4 separate regions of the Homo sapiens genome follow, and regions 2, 3 and 4 are each linked to region 1. A link is a loop called in an ENCODE intact Hi-C map of the cell type or tissue named here. Cell type or tissue: dorsolateral prefrontal cortex. All regions are shown on one strand. Region 1 overlaps DAAM2 (dishevelled associated activator of morphogenesis 2). Region 2 overlaps KIF6 (kinesin family member 6). Region 3 overlaps KIF6 (kinesin family member 6). Region 4 holds the start of KIF6 (kinesin family member 6).

Region 1 (5,000 bases):
TGGGAGGCTGAGGTGGACAAATTACTTGAGGTCAGGAGTTCAAGCCCAGCCTGGCCAGTATGGTGAGACCCCATCTTTACTAAAAATACAAAAATTAGCCAGGTGTGATGGTGCATGCCTGTAGTCCCAGCTACTTGGGAGGCTGAGGCAGGAGAATCACTTGAACCCAGGAGGCGGAGGTTGCAGTGAGGTGAGATGGTGCCATTGCACTCCAGCCTGGGCAACAGAGTGAGACTCCATCAAAAAAAAAGAAAAAAAATCATTAAAAGACACTGTTCATTGAGTGGAGGTGGATCATCATAAAGGTCTTCATCCTCATTGTCTTCACGCTGAGGAGGAGGAAGAGGAATGGTTGGTCTTGCTGTCTCAGGGATGGCAGAGGCAGAAGAAAATCCACATACAAGTGGTCCTGCACAGTTCAACCCTGTGTTACTCAGGGGCCAACTCTATTTATAGCAACTTTATTTATAAATTCCCCGAACTGTGAACAACCCAACTGTCCATCAATAGGAAAGTGAATAAGTAGACTGTGGTATATTCATACAGTAGAATCCTACTCAGCAATAAATAAACTACCATGACATGGATGAACCTTAGACATTATGCTGGGGAGAAGTCAGACATAAAAGAGAGCATACAGCATGAGTTCAAGGACAGGCAAATCTGGCTAAGGTCCTAGAATTCAGTTGAGAGCCTATATTCACTTGAATGGCTTACTGAAGTGATGAAAAATAACTTTCCTGGGGGATGGAAATGTTCTCTATCTTAATCTGAATGATGATTCAATGGATGGAGATTTGACAAAAATCACTGAACTGCACATTTAAAATGGGTGCATTTTATTTTATGTAGACTATACCTCAAGTTTGTTTAAAAGAAAAGAAAAATCACTGAGCTGTACATTGAAGAATAGTGTACTTTAGGCTAGACGTGGTGGCTCCCACCTATAATCTCAGCACTTTTGGAGGCTGAAGTGAGAGGACTGCTTGAGCTCGGGAGGTAAAGACCAGCCAGGGCTACGTAGTGAGGTCCAGTCTTACAAAATAAAAAAATAAAAAAAATTAACCCAGTATGTGCTACATGCCTATATTCCCAGCTACTCAGGACCTGAGGTGGGAGTATTGCTTCAGCCCAGGAGGTCACGGCTGCAGTGAGCTATGATCATACCACTGCATTCTAGCCTGATTGACAGAGTGAGACCCTATTAAAAAAAAAAAAAAAGAAAGAAATACTGTATATCAGTTACATCTCAATTTTAAAAAAGAAAAAAGAATTTCAGAGCTGTGTGCCCTGTCATCCCCTTCAGGCAGATGAAAGAAATCTGTCCACATGAGGGTGCCTCCCTCTTTCAAGGCACCCTCCCCATCTTGACCCAAGTCAGTACAGCTTCTCACACCCTGTACCCCATGTCTGCTGCTCACCAGTTGCTTGTGTGACTTGCGCCTGCTCTTTGCAGCTCCTCAAGTTCATCCCAGAGAAGAGTGACATTGACCTCCTGGAGGAGCACAAGCATGAAATTGAGCGGATGGCCCGTGCTGACCGCTTCCTCTATGAAATGAGCAGGTTGGGCCATGGGCATGGTGGGGATTCAAGCAGGTGGGGTTCTGGCAGGTGGGGCAGGTGGGGCTCTGCCAAGAGGAAGGGGATGGAGGTGGGCAGGCTTGAGAGGAGACTGGAGCTGGCTCCGGGAGCTGGGGCTGGCCAGGATAGGGGTGGGATACCTCAAGATATGGTTCACCTTGTCTACAGGATTGACCACTACCAGCAGCGACTGCAAGCCCTCTTCTTCAAGAAGAAATTCCAGGAGCGGCTGGCTGAGGCAAAGCCCAAAGTGGAAGGTAGGGCTGAGGGTTGCAGGAGGCTTAGAGTGGAGAGTTATCTGAGAAAGGCAGGGTGGGTGGGAGCCAGTGAATAGGGGCAGAGGGAAACCCCTTTCTTATTCTCAACCCAAAAACAAAAACAAAAAGTCAAAGACAAAATCTAAAATGATGATTATTATAAAAATATGCACTTGCTTATATTAGCACATGCGCCAACCTTGTGACATGTTCCTTATGCCTCAGCATGCAAGCTCTCCAAGGTGGGGCGTCTGTTGACATCTGCCCCAGCATGGGATGGAAAGGTAGAAAAGATAATAATAGCCACACCTACAACAGTGCCTGGCTGGGACTGAGCTCATCAGTCTTTACTCTACTTAAGAGGTACTAGGCTCATAGAAGACTTCTGGGCACGTTAGTTTAAGTGTGAGCCATTCAGAAAGTAGGAAATTGCACAAGCTGATTTCTAAAGGCATCTGATTTTCTGAGTCAGGAACACTTCCAATACAGGCCATTTCCAGATGAGAAATTTGTAGTTCAATGAGAACCATGCGCCAAGCACTGTGTGAAGCACTCTGCTTGGTTGGTCCTCATTTGGTCATCACAGCAATCGCACGGGTGGGTGCTATTATTAATTTCCATGTGGCTCCATTCTCTCCTTTCTAAAGTAGGGCTGTGTTAATGTCCCGAGGCTGTGACACTGGTGAGTGGTGGAACCAGGGTAGGAATGCAGATGCTGATCTTCAAAATCAGTCCCTTCCCTCTTGTCCCCTAGTACTCCCCAGGGGCTGCCTGTGCTGATGGCACAGCAGGGAGGGGCGTGGAGTTGTTGGGAGAGGCAGGAGGTCAGGACGGTGGGCAGAGACATGTGGACCCAGGAGGCAATAAGCAGGAGAGGCTGGGAGGCTCATTTGTGGGGAGGACAGGGTCAGCAGAGTGGAGCAAGAAAGCCTGTTTCCAGGATGTTGAGGTTACCAGGCTGGGGGCAGAACAGAGCATGGGCACCCCCTGCTGGACACCAGGGCCAGTCAGTACTCCCTGAGATGCCCAGTCCAGAGAGCAACCCTTCCTGAAATCCATTGAGATGCTTCAGGGATAGTCTATGGATAGGGTGGAGCATGCAGAGCTAAGGCAGACATTTTCTGTAATCAGATCTTGTTCCCCCTCACACTACACACACACACAGCAAGGGACCTGCAGGTGGTAAGCATAGATAATCAATCAAGAGGGAAAGAGAGCAGCAGTGACTCTCTATTTCTAAGGTCTGGCCATATCTCCTGCCCTGGTGATGGGTGAATCCTTATCTTCTTCACAACTTTCTTTCATCCTGCTGCAGACTGCCTTTGGAGCATGCAGCACAAGTAAGGGGTTCAGCCCAAGACATGTGTGCACAACTATTTGTATGTCTTGGGTCAGTGGAACAAATGTGAGCAATTGCCATTTGGAGATTTGGAACCAGAGTAGCTTAGCCATCAGAAAGGTTTAATCTCAGACAGTTTCCTGCTCCCAGGAGCCTAAGAATTAGTCAGTGGAGGCTGGGTGCGGTGGCTGATGCCTATAATCCCAGCACTTTGGGAGGCCAAGGCGGGCGGATCACAAGGTCAGGAGATTGAGACCACTCTGGCTAACACGGTGAAACCTCGTGTCTACTAAAAAATACAAAAAAATTAGCCGGGCATGGAGGTGGGCACCTGTAGTCCCAGCTATTCAGGAGGCTGAGGCAGGAGAATGGCATGAACCCAGGAGGCGGAGCTGGCAGTGAGCCGACATGGAACCACTGCACTCCAGCCTGGGCAACAGAGCATGACTCCATCTCAAAAAAGAAAAAAAAAAAGAATTAGTCAGTGGATATTCAGGAAAGAGTCTCCATTTGATATCAAGCTAAGCCGAGTAAGATGTGTTTGGGATAGCAAGATCTGCTGGGGAAAGCTACTCTTCTATAGCTCTGCTCTATAATAATTGCTCTGTATAGCAATGGCTGCTGTCCTTGTATAGACCAGACATAAGTCTCTTTCCTCTAAGAGCTAGATAGGAAAGATATGCCTAAAGTTGTGTATTATAGAATCAGATCAGTGTGTGTGACTATAAGTGGAGAAAAGAGGATTGTGCAAAGATGGGATTCTTATTCTTCCTTCCAGTTCTCCCAGGAAGTATTCCTGGAAGAGCTAAGATTTAGCCTATCCCAGCTAGGTGTGATGAGCTGTTGACACCTGCCCTCCTATCCCCAGCAGGGGCTCTGAGTCCATTTGCCAAAAGCTAGTTCACCAAATTTGACAAATTTACCAGTTCTTCTATGAATATATTCATGAACTTACAATTCTTGAATATATTCTTCTTATGAATATATTGCTGAATATACCACATTTACCGATTCTTATTATAAATACATTCACCGAATATAGTCAAGATGAATATGGTTGCAAATGTAATATTCTTATGAATATATTCATGAATATATTATTCTTGTGAATATATCTAAAATGTCAGAACTGCATCTGGGCGTTTTCCCATTTACACTGATTTCCTTTGAACTCTTGTCATTTTCTGTTTTGCCAACATTTTAGCATTTTTAGGAGGATTCCTTTGCAGATTTTCCAAATAGCATATAAACCTTAGAAAAAACATCCCAACCAATATAAATTGCCAGAAACTTTCCCAAGTATTCTTTTTAAATAAACTATTTTTGAAACATAACATGCATATAGAAAAGTACACAAATCATAAGAGTCCTACTTGAAGAATTAAAAAAGGGAACCACATGTGTAATCAACACCCAGGTCAAGAAATACAGCTTCCAACCCCCCAGAGCCTTCTTCATGTCCCCCTCCCAAACTTTACCCCCCTCCCTCCTCTCTAAAGGTCAAACCCATCTTGACTGCTAGTTTAGTTTTATCGGTTTTGAACTTTATTTTTTAAATTTTTACCTATTTTCTTTTTGAGACAGGGTCCTGCCCTGTCACCCAGGCTGGAGTGCAGTGGTGTGATCTTGGCTCACTGCAACCTCTGCCTCCTGGGCTCAAGGTATCCTCCCATCTCAGCCTCCCAAGTAGCTGGCACTACAGGCACATGCCACCAGCCTGGCTAATTTTTGTATTTTTGTAGAGACAGGGTTTCACCATGTTGCCTAGGCTGGTCTCAAACTCCTGGGCCCAAGTGATCTGCCCACCTTGGCCTCCCAAAGTG
Region 2 (5,000 bases), 230 kb before region 1:
TTCTAACCTCCCTCAATCCTTCTCCACTTAGCAACCAGGAGCCATCTTTGAAAAATACAAATCAGGTCAGTCTCTGACCAATAATTCATCATACTGATATTCTGATTTTTCAACCTGGTATACTCAGCCATCCATGGATGGTAAAACTGCTTACTTTAATTGTACTGGAGACCTTGGCACCCCAGGAAAGTTTAAATAATTAAGAATAGAGATAAAGTAAATCAAACCCATACTCTTAATAACATTATAGAATATATTTAAGTGTACTTTTCATATCATTGGGCCATTCTAGTTGTTTTATTTAAAGAGTTTGAAATACTTAAAAATATTATGACTTTAATTTAAAACATATAATCAATTCCAGATTTGGGATATTAAGTGGTGTAAGTACATTTGATTCAATTTTGGAAATAGCATTAAAATGTTAAGAGAGGCTGATTTACTATGGGTATATGTTTGCTTACTATTTTTTAAGTTGCTATGTGCTTAAAATGATTTGTTAGGTTTGTAAGTCTGCCCCACAAGGCATTTGAGGTGTTTGAGACAGTCACATACATTACATGTGTAAATGAGGTTTAAAATGTTTAAGGGAATTTAATTAGCTAAATTAGAATTGTAATTAATTGTTTAGGAAAATTTCAACTGTTAAATTTGAATTAATCAAATGTTAATAGGGTAACAAATGAAAGAGACTATTCTTATATAATAACTAAATGTAAAAATAGTCTCATAAGATTTGTAGGTTGAAGTAGGTGTTTGAACACACAGCTTTTATAGAGACAATATCAATTCGAAACCCAATGTAAGAAGTCCTTTTAAAGATTTATCTGGAGGCTAAGGCAGAAGGATTGCTTGAGTACAGGAGTTTGAGAACAACCTGGGCAATATACTGAGCCCCTATCTCAAAAAAAATTATCTTGAATAATAAAATACTCAAACTGAAAACAAGATCCACAAAAGCAAGGTGTTTCTCTGCCTGGCGTACCCCAATGTCTTCAGAGCCAAAAATTGTCTGCACACACACATAGTCAAAAATACGCGTCCACATGGAGTTGTTTATTCAACTTCAGCTTAGTATCTTTTTTTCTTTTCTTCTTTTCTCTCTCTCTTTTTTTTTTTTATAGGGTCTTGCCCAGGCTGGAGTGCAGTGGCACCATCATGGCTCACTGCAGCCTCAACCTCACAGACTCAATTGATCCTCCCACTTCAGCCTCCTAGTAGCTGGGACTACAGGTGCACACCGCCATGCCTGGCTAGTTTTTGTATTTTTGGTAGAGATGGGGTTTTGCCATGTTGCCCAAGCTAGTCTCAAACTCTTGGACTCAAGTGATCCACTGGCCTCGTCCTCCCAAAGTGTGCCTGGTGGAACTTGCTATCTTTCTGAAGATCAAATTAGAGCAACCAGTCACAGGAACACTAATGGAAAAAAATCTGTTTTGGACTATTTGTAGATACAAGGAAATTTAAATTTTGAAACAAGATTTCCAAGGGACACTGTGGAAAATAAGAACTATAAGTATAGGACTATAAGGATTTGTTCCTTGGTTGGTGATTGCAGATGGATGACAGGAAGAGGAGAAGTAGGGAGTTAAGCCATAAACTGCAGAGTTAGAAATAAAAGTAGTCAGTCCCAGAGATCCCTCAAGAAGCACATGGGACCATGTGCTACTGAAACCAAAGGCAGAAGCATGGCCAGTTGCAGGTGGGAACTGGGAAAGGTCAGAATAAGTATAATACAGGCACTTTTAGATTTGGCTATAAGAAGCTTTATGAAAATATGTTGATGAGGGGAATTTATAAAATATGAATATAGCACAAATCAAACTGGAGAGAACGGAGCCAATGCAGCAGAGTGCACAGTCACTTCTAAGACATGAGCTGAGCAGGGAGGAAAGGAATTACAAGGAGCAGTAAGTTAAAAAAAATAGATAAATCTAAAGAAGTAATTGCCTTTTGTTAAAGAAAAAAACAGTTGTGATATTTGGCTTCCCTTAAAGGTACAGACTGAAGACAGCATTTTATAATGACATCAAAAGAGAGAATGAAGGTGTGGCAGAGATCACATCACATGAGACAGTGTAGTTTTAAGAAAGAAATGTAAAGCAATTTAATCACCACTACTAGATACCTAAGCAGATAAATAAGCCAATAAACATGTTGAAAGATTTGTTCCTAGTACTTATATGTATTAAGCAAGCTTCCTGTCCTCATGAGGCTTACATTTTAGTAGAACTAATTAGGACTGGAACTAATATCAAGTTTAAAACAAAATAAATGCTGTATATAATATGATTTCACGTGGTGATAACTGTTATAAATAATAAGAAACCAGGGAAAGGAGAGAATCAAAGGATTGTCTAGGATTGTCAAGACATAAACAAGCAGGTCAGAGAGTTCAAGCTTGGTGTTTCAGGGTGGGGTAGTAGCGATCCCAAAGAAGAAATAGAAGGTAAGGTAGCCTGAGAATCACCATTTCTGGAAACATCAATCAGTCTTAGACAATGACCTTACAATTACCTCTAATTTCCCCCACATGATGGCAGCCTTGATTCTGAGACTGAAAACTATTAAACTCATTTTTCACCCCTAAACATCTCACTGACAGATGGCTGCATGCGGAAGGAGCTGGGATTATGTGTCCTCTCAAGATATTTCTAAATAAATTCGTGTCCTCCGGACCCAAAATATACAGTGTTTTTCATGACAGTTGACTTCACATAAAAATTTGTGAAATATATTTGGTAGTGAATTAGATATGTAAAGAAGGAACATGAACTGGGTGGGAGCAAGATTTAATTGCTTGAAGTACAGGAGATCTGGAAGACAAAAAATAGCTAAGACATATATATTTTTCTCTTCTCTAGCTTGAATTAAAGTTGTGAGAGTAAGAAGTTAGAGACGCTTTTTTGCATCCTTTCCAAAATTTGAATAAATCATTTGTTCCCTATGTGATTTAATTTGGGAGTCAATCATAATCCCCAAAGATACAATCCTTAATACCGTAATGCCAAATGTTGAAATCCTGGAAGATCAAAATCTGGGAAGAATAATTTTAAATATTCTCTAAAAGATATTTATTTACATTTTTAAAAGGGAATTTATTTGAGAAACACAAAAACATGACAAAACATTTCATAGGTCATTTTACACAACAGACTAGGCAATAATAACATATTTTTACAAGTGTAAACCCTCATGTATAACAATGACAGTTGCAGAGTATGAAGTTATGAGCATATGAGCTGTATTCATAAACAAATAGGTCGAAAAGGGAAATGTATAAACATATACTACTATGGTTGGCAATTGCATGCACCCAGCTTTATAACTGTGGTCATCTGAAACACCAAAATGAACAACCTAAGACGAAATTGATGGAAAACCATGATGGGTCACCCCCATATATTCAGTTATCCAAAGAGCCAAAATCTCGAGAAATTTTATCTTTCACAAATGCAGACGTACAAAATGGACATCTCTTCATTTAGAGAGGAAGTTACAATGTTTTTGCATACATGCACAATGCTTACACACAAAGTCAATATGCACAATGCTTACACACAAAGTCAATGTGGTGACAATGCACTTTTGTGAAGTCAAATTTGCAAAAACTGCATACAACAAATGAGAATTCTCTAAAAGTCTCAACACAATTTATAACTCTAGTATTGGAAATGATGTGAAGATGAAATACATAGCATAATTAATTGGAAAAAAATAATGCCGACAATTTTAAATAGTTAAAAAAACTATAAAAAGTAAATAAAACCCAAATCCAAAAAGAAAATTCAACATGAAAAAGTGTATTACAGGAATAGACTATAAGCAACTGCACAGATCTGTCCAGAAGAGCTGGCCAACTTTCACGATCATTAATTATATTTTGAAGTCTTACATCGCAGTGAAGAGCTGTTTTTTTTTTCTTTTAGGACATAACTCTCCTTGCAGAATATGTTCACATTAATTTTCTATGTGACGCTGATCTTCCTGAAATCCTTCTATTATTTGGCATGCACAAACATGAAGAGTGTCTATTAAATTTTCCCATTTTCTGTGCTGTGCTTCTTTGTTGTTTTGGGTACATGGAAATCCATTCTGCATACACTCATATACAGACCACAAATTTGACAGAAACAATACTGGTGATCAAACAGCAACACCATGTCTTCTTATCCTACCATGAACATAATTATTTTCAAATCAGTTACTTCACTGGCTTCTTCAGGCAAATGTGGTTTTAATTCATTAAAATCTGGAATGTCATCAGCTGGAAGGAATGTCATACAGGCAAATCATGCATTTTTAAATTCAAGTATTCGTGGCCAATCCACTCATCTGAATTTTTCACCAAATGCACTGGGCAAAAACAAACTTTGTTGGTAACACCTTAAAAATCATTTTTAGAAGCCTTGATCACACCTAATTCCAAATCTGTCATTATGGTTTGGCAATTCAGTTGAAATCTATTTTCTTCTGCAAAGTCCACCACATCTTTGAATAAGCATTTATAAAGTACTTTGTTTTTTCCAGTCATTAGTACATAAACAAGCATATCAGTTCTAGAATTTTATGATCTAACAGGAGCTATGAATTGTATATATGAATATACAACTATGAATTGTATACAGTTGATTTAAAAAATAGTGGGGACAGCTTTGAAAGTGCCAACCATTAGCCAAAGTGAAAAAAGTGCTAGTTTTTATGTTAGATTTTGTGGTAAATATATACGTAAGAACTCTATCTTCTTCTACAGTCAAATCTCTAGTCAAGGATAATTCACCACCTAGTGTGTTCTGTAACACTGGAGAAAGCTCAATATTAGCAAGTGTCTTTGGTCCAGAAAGTTGCTGAGCTTCTCGAATTCTTTTTACTCTCTGACAAAGGATGTTTTTTGAAGGCAAGCATGGTGTTATGTGTGAAGGGGCAGAAGTCGTACATGATTGAACAATTTGGCAGGGGAGATTTCTTGCATTTTTCGCCTGTGTTTTCACTTTTTCTAT
Region 3 (5,000 bases), 460 kb before region 1:
CCCTCATTGCGGTTTGCTTTTCCGTTTGCCTTTCTTTTTCCTTCTTCCGGGTCTACCTTCTTTCCCATTCCCTGTGGCTGCTGTATTAAACCTTCATCACCACCCTCAAGTCTCTTATTCTACCTCAACTTCTTTTTCACAGAGAAAACTTAGGTCATCTTTAATTTTCTCTCTCTTCTTCTCAGTGTGCCAATGTCAGCCCCATCTTGATTTGTTTTTCCATTCTTGCTCCCTTCCAGGGCTAACCTCCACTGAGCTTTTATTCCCTACCTTCCTGTCTTCCAGGAGCCTTGCTGTGTCAGCTTTTCCTGTTGTTTCTCTACCTTTCTCTTACCATTAGCTTATTCTGTGGCCTATAATATTAGCCAATTCTTTCCCATCCTGAAACCAACTTCCCTTTTACTTAAGCTACCTCTCTTTGTTCTTTCTAAAAATGTTTTTAGGCCAGGCGCAGTGGCTCATGCCTGTAATCCCAGCACTTTGGGAGGCCAAGGTGGGCGGAACACGAGGTCAGCAGATGAGACCATCGTGGCTAACACAGTGAAACCCCGTCTCTACTAAAAATACAAAAAATTAGCCAGGTGTGGTGGCGGGTGCCTGTAGTCCCAGCTACTTGGGAGGCTGAGGCAGGAGAATCGCTTGAACCCGGGAGGTGGAGGTTGCAGTGAGCCAAGATCACACCACTGCACTCCAGGCTGGGCAACAGAGTGAGACTCTGTCTCAAAAAAAAAAAATGATTTTCATCTATCACCAACTTTTTGAAGGCAATGACATTTCTTCTCACTCGCTCCTCCATGCCCGGCAGTCCAGCCAATGGCCTTCTAGTTGCAAAATCTCTGTACACTTCCCAGTTCCCTCCTGCTTATTTCTCTGTCGCATCTGACACTACTGACAGTCTGCTTCTTCTTGGAGCCGGCTCTCCTCTTGACTTGGCTATCAGGACATTATTTTCTCCTGGTTCGCCCCCTCTTCTTTATGCTTCTTCTCAGTCTCCATTATGGCCTCCTTTCTCTCTACCTTCCCTTCAAACTCCTTTCCCTTATGGCTCCCCTCTTTAGGCCTCAGCACTGCCACATGTTCTCCTGAGAGCTCATCTACTTCTTAGGCTTCCTGAGTTGTCATATGATTCTCAAACTCAGATCTCATTTTAATTCAACAAATAGTTCTTGAAAACTTACTGTGTGCTAGGATCCACAGTCTCATGTGACATATGAGAGTTCACCCTTTCTTCTGAGCTCTAGACCCCTACATCTGATAGAGTTTGTTTGCTACAGTTTGAGGATATGCATATACCTCACAGACTAGCTAAAAGAAATTATATACCTCTAAGTAAGCTTCTTTTGAAGGGGTCCAGAGCACAGCCCCATCTGACAACATGTCAGCAGATAATCCTGCCTGCTCTAATTTTGGCCTGGAGAAGACACCAAAGGCTTCTGGGTCACAAGATGTGCACATATTTTCTTTGACTAAGACAGGACTGCTCTCCAGAACAGCTGGAGTGCCTGCAGTTCTAAGAATATAATTTGGTCCATAGACTTTTTCCCCCCTCCTTTGCAACAGTAAGACATGGATAGAGTACAGGCTGATGAGAATGAATGTATGATGTGAGAATTGTAAATCACGTTGATACTGTCAGTAACAGACCCTGCCCTAAAGTTGCTTACCCCAGTAGTACTGGGATGGTGAGGCTCACACATGAAGGAGAATTGTACCAGGCTGGACATAATTAAATGTGAAACTGAATAAACATTATGCTTTTCTTGTAATAGTTATGTTGGGCAGATTAGGAAGGACAGAGTAAGCAAATCTCTTCTAGGCTGGCCTGGCTGAGCCTCGGAGGACCAGCTGCTCTCTGAGACAGCCTTACCTCTGTTTCAGAATCTGTTTGTTGTCATCGATGGTAACGCTGTCAGCGTGGTCCCTCTTGAAGATTTCAAAAGCCTCCTGGCATCCTAATGACATTTCCTCTCTCATTCCTGTTTGGAGACACAGGGAAATGGCCTCAGTCACAGCATCAGGATCCTATTAATTTCATTGTCACTTCAGTCAGACCACAAAACCAGCCCTGGCTCCAAGAGGCCCACAGCAGAGAGACTCTGACCAGACAGGTGGCCCCAGGCTCTTCCAGCTGGCTGACAACCTGCTGAGGAGGCCCTTCCAGTGCCACCCGCTGCACCCCTCAGGACTGTGCCTGCACAGCCATGTGACTCGTGGGGGGCGGGGTTTGGAATGCCTGCTCGGGGGAAATGAAAACCACAGCGCCAAGCCCTGGACTGCCGAGGATGTCTGCAAATGCCTTTTCTTACCATCGTTCAGTGCCACATTTCTCCCTGGTATGCCCTATTTTGTTTTTCTGTTAAATTTCCAGGCATTTAGTTAAAGGAATTATAATCCAAACTGAAAGATAGCATCTAGAAAATTCTGCTCTTAGTCTCTGTATAACAATTCATTCTTGTTTCCTGTGGTTAGTGAGGGGGTCTCGGCTCTTCTTCAGGAGTTAGGTCCTCAGTTACAAGACTCATGAGCTGGCCATGGCAGGGGTCCCTAGGTCATCTCTAACTTCAATATCCTGTATCGCCTTTGCCAATAAAGGCCAACCCTCACTGCTGGGCGCTGTTCAGAGTTCAACTTCTGGGACCCACGGTCAGTACAGCCAGGACCAGGCTCTCCTCCTCACCACCTCCCGGAGTGAGGGTCAGCGCAGATGTATGCCTGGGACCCCTCAGTGAGAGCTGAATTCACCGCTGGATTTTGGATGCATCTATAGAGCCATTTTTTTTTTTTTAATGCTTCTGCCCTTGGTTCCTTTGCCTGGGAGGCCTTTTCTCATGTTTTCCTCCAGTAACTCTACCTCCGTGGAGCTTTCGTCAAAGCCCAGGCAGAACAAACCCTCTTTTCACCATGTTCCTTATCAATACACCTATAATATGCACAGCCCAGTGGACACTGCCACTTCACATGGCAATCCTTTCTGGTGAAATGTAAGTTTCTCAGGGGGTAGAGATAATAGTTTTTTGTTTGTTTGTTTTGTGAATCCTTGTGTCTTGTTCAAAGTCTGGCATTTAGAAGGTGCTCAGCATACATCTGTTAAATGAATCAGGTTGAGAATGAAGCTGGGTGGTGCTGAGCCTTGCTGTTATTGCTGCGGGAACACAGTCCAGGGTTAGTGAGGCTCACTCTGAGGCCAAGGGTTCCGCAGAGGCTTTCATATGGGCCACATACCACGTCTCCTCTTGCCTGGAAAAAACTCTCTGAGTCCCATCACCCATCCTAAGGGTGAGTAACTGGACTAGCCCATCTGACACCAATTTAATGATTACTCTTGATAAAAATAGCACCGTGAAGAATGTCTAAATGGTGAGGCACAAAAATACACCCCACCCTTTTCTGATCAGAAGCAAATGGGCACGACTCAGCTTTGTCTCCACATCTGCCTTGCACACTCTAGAATTGGGTAGGCCTGGGAATCCGCTTGTGTGAGACGCAGAAAGATGATCCCTGATGCATGAGAGACATTGAGGGGCACGTTTCACCAGCAGAGCCCATTAGGAGCCAGCGGATTCATTCCATACCTTTCCCCTGTCCGGGTCTGCACCCAGTTCTAACAGTGCATGCCTTTTGCTACATAATAAAATAATAACAGACAGTAGAGGGCATGAGACTTTGGACTGGAGATGGGAAGAGAAAAGCTCCACAGAGACCACACTGGAGCCTGCTTGGGGGATCTCCAAATTGCTCCCCCCCGCAGGGGAGCTGATGAGCAGCCTTCCACCAACAGAGGTGTGGGGGTGGTGGGTGAAAGGGGTGTGGGGTGGGAGTGAAAGCTTGCTTAAGCTGCAGGGAAGAAGGGTTCACAGCCTCTTCCCTCCCAGGCTCTGCTTTTTCTGCAGAGCTGACTGTGAATGGACAGCTGGGTGGAAAGGACCACTCCAGAGCCCACGGCACTGTGGCGGCAGCCACTCCTGGGAGAACTTACAATGCACTGAGCAACCATTGGGACTAACTATATTCCCAACAACGAACAACACAAAAGTAAGTGACAATATGAAAACACGAAACAACATGAAACACACCTTCCCTGAGGTGCACTGGGGCCTGGGCCGTGGGAGCAGAAAGGACGTGGAGGGCACAGAGGAGACAAGCGCAGGCAGTTTGGGATCGTTGTGTACGGTCTTGAAGGTCCTACTAAGAAATTCGGGGCCAGCAGCATAACATATTCTACATGCATCGCCAACTTTCAAAGACTTACAATGGAATAAAGTACACATTATGGGAAAGTTACACTGGAAGGATTTAATACTCTTGGTGGCTTAAAAGGCACTTAGGGGTCCTGAAGTGCCAAGGGCTTATCATCAGGAACATAACCTTGGTTTTCCTTCTGTCACGGACAAAGTATTCTGGAGTTGGAGTTCTTTGATTGTGGTGACCACAGGTGAAGGCCATCAGAATGATGGCTATTATCTTGTCAGCTGTTTTCCCAAATGTCCACTCAGGGAGGCCAAGGTGAGGTGGCTGAAGCATAGCTGGAAGGCAAAGAGGCAAGGCAAGGCCAGGATGCCTGCAGAGACTTCAAGGCCACCACTTGGGGCAAGGCTGAGGTCCACAGAGGGAGGCACATGGGAAGGACTCACGGGCAGCTCCAGTGTGTGAGCCCAGGTCCCAGCCTGGCCCTACCCTTGCCCATCCCCATTCTGCTTGTTCAGAGCTCATGCGCAGCTCCTTTGGATTGCACTAATATACCACTTCTCACCCCATTTTGGGATCAGCTGCAAAGTTAATGAACGGCTTTTATTTACTGAAGAAATCACTTCCTTGTCCCTCTGAGGATTTAGAAAACAGGCTCTTTCTCCTATGGCAGTTCCCGTCCCTGAGCATGCACTGTATGCATTTGAAAGAGAAAGAGCAAAGGAGCAAAAAGAGTGATTAAAAGCTCACCTTGCTAATGAGACAATCGTCTATTTATTCTCTCAAGAAGTATTTATTTATATTAGGCATTGTGC
Region 4 (5,000 bases), 170 kb before region 1:
AGGTTTCCGAAAAGGGGATAGCTTTGAAATCAAAAATCCTTAATTAAAATTACAGCTCTGCTGTTCACAATAGCAAAGACATAGAACCAATCTAAATGCCCATCAGTGATAGACTGGTTAAAGAAAATGTGGTACATATATATACACCATGGAATACTATGCAGCCATAAAAAAGGATGAGTTCATGTCGTTTGCAGGGACATGGATGAAGCTGGAAACCATCATTCTCAGCAAACTAAAACAAGAACAGAAAGCCAAACACCACATGTTCTCACTCATAAGTGGGAGCTGAACAATGAGAACGCATGCACACAGGGAGGGGAACATCACACCCTGGGGCCTGTCGTGGGGTGGGAGGCTACGGGAGGGATAGCATTAGGAGAAATACCTAATGTAGATGACAGATTGGTGGGTGCAGCAAACCACCACGGCACGTGTATACCTACGTGAGAAACCTGTACGTTCTGCACATGCACCCCAGGACTTAAAGTATAATAACGAATAAAATAAATGTTCTAAAATTGAAAAAAAAAATTACAGCTATGCCACTCCCCAGCTGGGTGCCTTGGTCACATTATTTAACCTGAGACTCAGTTTCCTAATCTGTAAAATGCGGAAAATGACACCAACCTTGCAGGGTTCTTGTGAGAATGAGAGATAATGCAGATAAAGCACCTGTCAGGTGGCCATTTCTCAAGATACATAAGAATGACTATGCTCCCTTCTAGGCAGAAGAGAGGATGTTTTGAAATATTTAAGAAGCATAAAAAGTGCTGGGCGCGGTGGCTCACGCCTGTAATCCCAGCACTTTGGGAGGCCGAGGCGGGCGGATCACAAGATCAGGAGGAGATCGAGACCATCCTAGCTAACAGGGTGAAACCCGGTCTCTTCTAAAACCACAAAAAATTAACCGGGCGTGGTGGCGGGCACCTGTAGTCCCAGCTACTTGAGAGGTTGAGGCAGGAGAATGGCGTGAATCCAAGAGGCAGAGCTTGCAGTGAGCCGAGATCGCGCCACTGCACTTCAGTCTGGGTGGCAGAGCGAGACTCCGTCTCAAAAAAAAAAAAAAAAAAAAAAGGTGCATACAAAGTATCATTGCTCAGAGTCAGGGCAATGTCTTAACCTTCTTTATACCTTTCTGAATTTAGCACACTAGAGGAAGCACCTGGTAAATATTTAGTTAATTGTTTCTGAATGAAGTACACATGCGTATTCTTTGGGTCAGGATGCTTAAGCATCTACCTATATCTATTAATACAAGGAGTATATGTAAAGGTTCACGTTTATGTTGGAGAATAACAACAGTCAACTAATTACTGAGGCCCCACTGGGTGCAAAGTACTACATATGTGTATGCTTTGTGCATTTGTGTCTATCTATATTTGTATTATTTCAGAGGTACATAAACACGCATCTCTTGCTTGCACGTTTTGCCCGAGTGCCAAAATGTACCTTTGAGTGTATCTGCATGTGCGGTGCTGCGTGAGTTTCCCAGAAAGGTGCAATAAGTGCTTATGTGTAGTTGAAGCGCACACTATACAGGCATACTGAACATGCACTAGTCTGCCCCCGCGTGAACACGTGTGCCTGGGTGCAAAAAAAATGGCTCTCTGCCGGGTCTGCGCTGTGCCAGGTAGGAGTGGCCTGGCTGTCGGTCGCGTAGCTGACAGCAGTGCGCGGGGGTCTTCGCGGCTGCAGGGCTCCTCGGTCAGTGTGTGCGGGATTCCGGGCGGCCTCGGCGCCCACCAGCAAGCCCCTCACCTCCGCCCAGCCCCTTCGCGTGCCGCCGCCCGACCCCAGCCCAAGAGGCCCCGCCGCGCCGGCGCCCCGGAGGCTCCAGCCCGTACCCCTTGTTGGTGCTTCCGGACAGGGGGCTTCACCCTCGCGAATATCTGGATAGTCTGCTTCACCATCTCCTCCCTGGCTCTGCAATGACCCTTGACCTCTCTCAGGCCCGGGCTGCCAAAACTAACTCCCACCACCTCCGGCGACCCACAGTCTTAGCAACAGTAGCTAGGGACACTACCCAGTGAGCACCTTGGCAGCCAGGATCCCGCCTCCTCCCTCTAATTGGTCGCGACCGGAAGGAGGCCACTACGGGGCGGGGCTAGGGAGGGGAGGGCGGGGGTGGAGAGGAGAGCGCTGCGCATGCGCATGAGCGAGTGTCTGGGCTCTGGGTTTAGCGCCGGACCCGGCCTGGACCGTGTGGTTAAAGGGGAACAACCACCATGCCTTGCCCCGCCCCGCTCATTCACCCATTTTATTCTCCATGCCCTTGCCTTTAAAAAAAAATACAGCACTGGGCCGGGCGTGGTGGCTCATGCTTGTAATCCCAGCAGTTTTTGGGAAGCCGAGGTGGTAGGATCGCTTAGAGCCCAGGAATTTGAGACCAGCCTGGGCAGCATAGTGAGACTCCGTCTCTACAAAAAATACAAAAGTTAGCCAAGCGTGGTGGCGCGCCTGTATCCCAGCTACTCGGGAGGTTGAGGCAGGAGGATCGCTTGAGCCCGGGAGGTCGAAGCTGTAGTGAGCCAAGATTGCAGAACTGCTCCAGCCCACTTGGAGATCACAGTCTGAAGAAGGAGACAGATTTTTTTTTTCCTTCACAAGGTCTCTCAAGTGACAAGGAGACAGATTTTCAACAGGAAATCAAAACCAAGGAATACAAACTATGCCATGATGGAATTAGAAGTGGGGCTAGCTCTGTTTTGGAAAAGGATAAAACTGGATGAAGGGGACTGTTTCCCACACAATGGTCACGGCAAGAAAGGATGAGCTCTTCAAACACTGTTAGCACATGAAAAGATAGTCAACATTATTATCCACGTGGGAAATATAAGTTAAAACCACAATGAGGCATCACTATTCATCTATCAGAATGGCTTAAAAAAAAAAAAAAAAAAAAAAAGTGGCAACACCAGATGCTAGCAAAGATGTGGAGAAACTGAATCAGTTGCACTTTACTGGTAGGAATGTATAATGTAAAACATACACTGTATAAAGGTACAGCCACTCTGGAAAATAGTTTGACAGTTTCTTACAAAACTAAAGGTGCAACTACTCTAAGACACAGCAATTGCACTCTTGGGCATTTATCTCAGATGAATGAAAACGTGTGTTCACACAAAAACCTGCGCATGTGTGTTTATAGTTTTAGCACCTTTATTTGTAATAGCCCCAAACTGGAAAAAAAACCCAGATGTTCTTCAGCTGATAGTTTAAAATAACTGGAATACCATTCAGCAATTAAGAAGGAAGGAAGTGTTGATACACGTAACAAATTGGTTGAATTTTCGGGGAATTATGTTTCATGAAAGAAGCCAGACTCGAAAGCTAACTACCGTATGGTTCTATTACTATTGCCAGGGAGGTGTGCAGGGTATGGTTATAAAAGAAATCCTTGTGATGGGCTGTTCTGTATCTTGACTGTGATGGTGATCACAGAAATCTACACATGTGATAGCATTGCATAGAACAAATTACACACATGTTCAAATAAGCACATGTAAAACTGGCAAAAGTCACATAAAATTGAATAAGATTGATGGATTGTATCAATGTCAATTCCCTGATTTTTATATTGTACTATAGTTATGCAAAACATTACCACTGGGGAAAACTGGGAGATGGGTATACGAGTTCTCTCTGTATTATTTTTTACAAAACAAAAAGTTTATTAAAGACACCCTTTTTTCTTTCTTTCTTTTTTGAGACAAGGTCTTGCTCTGTACCCCAGGCTGGAGTGCAGTGGCATGAACACGGCTCACTGCAGCCTCAACCTCCTGGGCTCAAGCGATTCTCCTGCCTCAGCCCCACAAGTAGCTGGGCTTATAGACATGTGCCATCACACTCAGCTAATTTTTGTATTTTTTGCAGAGACAGGATTTCATCATCTTGCCCAGGCTGGTCTTGAACTCCTGAGGTCAAGCAATCCACCCACCTCAGCCTCCCAAAGTGCAGGGATTACAGCCATGAACCACTGCACCCAGCTGAAAGACACTTAAGAAAACAAAAAGACTAACTACAGATTGGGAGAAAACTTTTGCAAAACACGTATCTTGATAAAGGACTTGCATCCAGAATATATACAAACTGTTAAAACCTAATAATAGAAAAACAAACAATTCATTTGTTTAAGGTGAAGGGAGGGTGCAAAGATTTGAACAAACGCTTCACCAAAGAGGATCTATGGATGGCAAATAAGCACATGAAAAATATGCTCAATATCATTAATCATTAATGAAATGAAATTAAAACCACAATGAGATACCACTACACATCTCTTAGAATGGCGAAAAATAAGAAAATAAAACTGACAAAACTAAGTGCCGACATGGATGCAGAGCATCTAGAACTCTCAAACATCACTGATGAGAAAACAAGATGGACCAGCCACTTTGTAAAATAGTTTTGTAATTTCTTATAAAGTTATACACATACTTACCATATGACACAACAATCCCACTCTTAGTTATTAACCCAAATGAAATGAAAACTATGTTCACATAGAAACCTAAACATGAATGTGTATAGTGGCTTTATTCACAATTGCCAAAAACTGGAAACAAAGTAAATGTTCTTCAGCTGGTAAATAGATAAACAAACTGATATATCTATGCCGTAAAAAGGAATGAATTACAGATGCCTACAACAACATGGTTAAGTCTCACATTTATTATGATGAGTGAAAGATACCAGACTCACTGCGTACTTTATAATTCCATATATAATTGAATTATATATAATATATATCTAATTATATATATCATATATAATATGTTATATATGTTATATATTATATGTCATATATAATTATATTTATATCTGTATATATATATGACATTCGAGAAAAAAAAAAACTGTAAGGATAGAAAACAGATCAGTGGTTTCCAGGTGCTGAGGGTAGGAAAAGGGGTTGACTGCAGATGAACATGGGAGAGTTTTTTGGGGGGTGATGGAACTGTTGCATATTTAGATTGTGGTTGTGGTAACATAAGTAT

Evidence for each region. A loop is a pair of places that touch in the nucleus more often than their neighbours do. Peaks named below come from ENCODE experiments on the same cell type or tissue, not always from the same donor. Only the 100,000 strongest peaks of a DNase experiment are listed, where the experiment ranks them.
Region 2: a loop joins it to region 1, with 6 times the contacts of the local background. A loop is called at or near these places in 6 of 110 quality-filtered maps.
Region 3: a loop joins it to region 1, with 2.5 times the contacts of the local background. A loop is called at or near these places in 2 of 110 quality-filtered maps.
Region 4: it touches region 1 in a loop (2.7-fold over the local background); 7 of 110 quality-filtered maps call a loop at or near these places.

What each region holds. Positions count from the first base shown.
Region 1 is chr6:39,889,885-39,894,884 of GRCh38, forward strand. It overlaps DAAM2 (dishevelled associated activator of morphogenesis 2), which reads left to right. Exons shown (of 25, transcript NM_001201427.2): 18 at 1,457-1,563; 19 at 1,750-1,838. It overlaps DAAM2-AS1 (DAAM2 antisense RNA 1), which reads right to left. Exons shown (of 4, transcript NR_125831.1): 2 at 1,739-1,879; 3 at 1,422-1,495. Among named protein-coding and RNA genes, the nearest start is that of DAAM2-AS1, 5.0 kb to the right of the region's middle. In dorsolateral prefrontal cortex, a CTCF peak has its summit at 2,823 (motif pointing left); DNase peaks (open chromatin) are centred at 2,827 and 3,563; H3K27ac peaks cover 3,721 bases.
Region 2 is chr6:39,661,804-39,666,803 of GRCh38, forward strand. All of the region lies in intron 3 of KIF6 (kinesin family member 6), which reads right to left. Among named protein-coding and RNA genes, the nearest start is that of KIF6, 61 kb to the right of the region's middle. In dorsolateral prefrontal cortex, CTCF peaks have their summits at 2,544 (motif pointing right) and 2,746; no DNase peak of the experiment used is centred here; H3K27ac peaks cover 3,490 bases.
Region 3 is chr6:39,429,186-39,434,185 of GRCh38, forward strand. It overlaps KIF6 (kinesin family member 6), which reads right to left. Exons shown (of 23, transcript NM_145027.6): 14 at 1,868-1,976. Among named protein-coding and RNA genes, the nearest start is that of KCNK16, 110 kb to the left of the region's middle. In dorsolateral prefrontal cortex, a CTCF peak has its summit at 2,198 (motif pointing left); a DNase peak (open chromatin) is centred at 2,216; H3K4me3 peaks cover 1,009 bases; H3K27ac peaks cover 1,648 bases.
Region 4 is chr6:39,723,398-39,728,397 of GRCh38, forward strand. It overlaps KIF6 (kinesin family member 6), which reads right to left and starts at 2,011. Exons shown (of 23, transcript NM_145027.6): 1 at 1,848-2,011. The coding sequence starts at 1,913. RefSeq lists silencers at 1,732-1,801, 2,014-2,345, 2,052-2,251. In dorsolateral prefrontal cortex, a CTCF peak has its summit at 2,171; DNase peaks (open chromatin) are centred at 1,614 and 2,084; H3K4me3 peaks cover 1,526 bases; H3K27ac peaks cover 2,684 bases.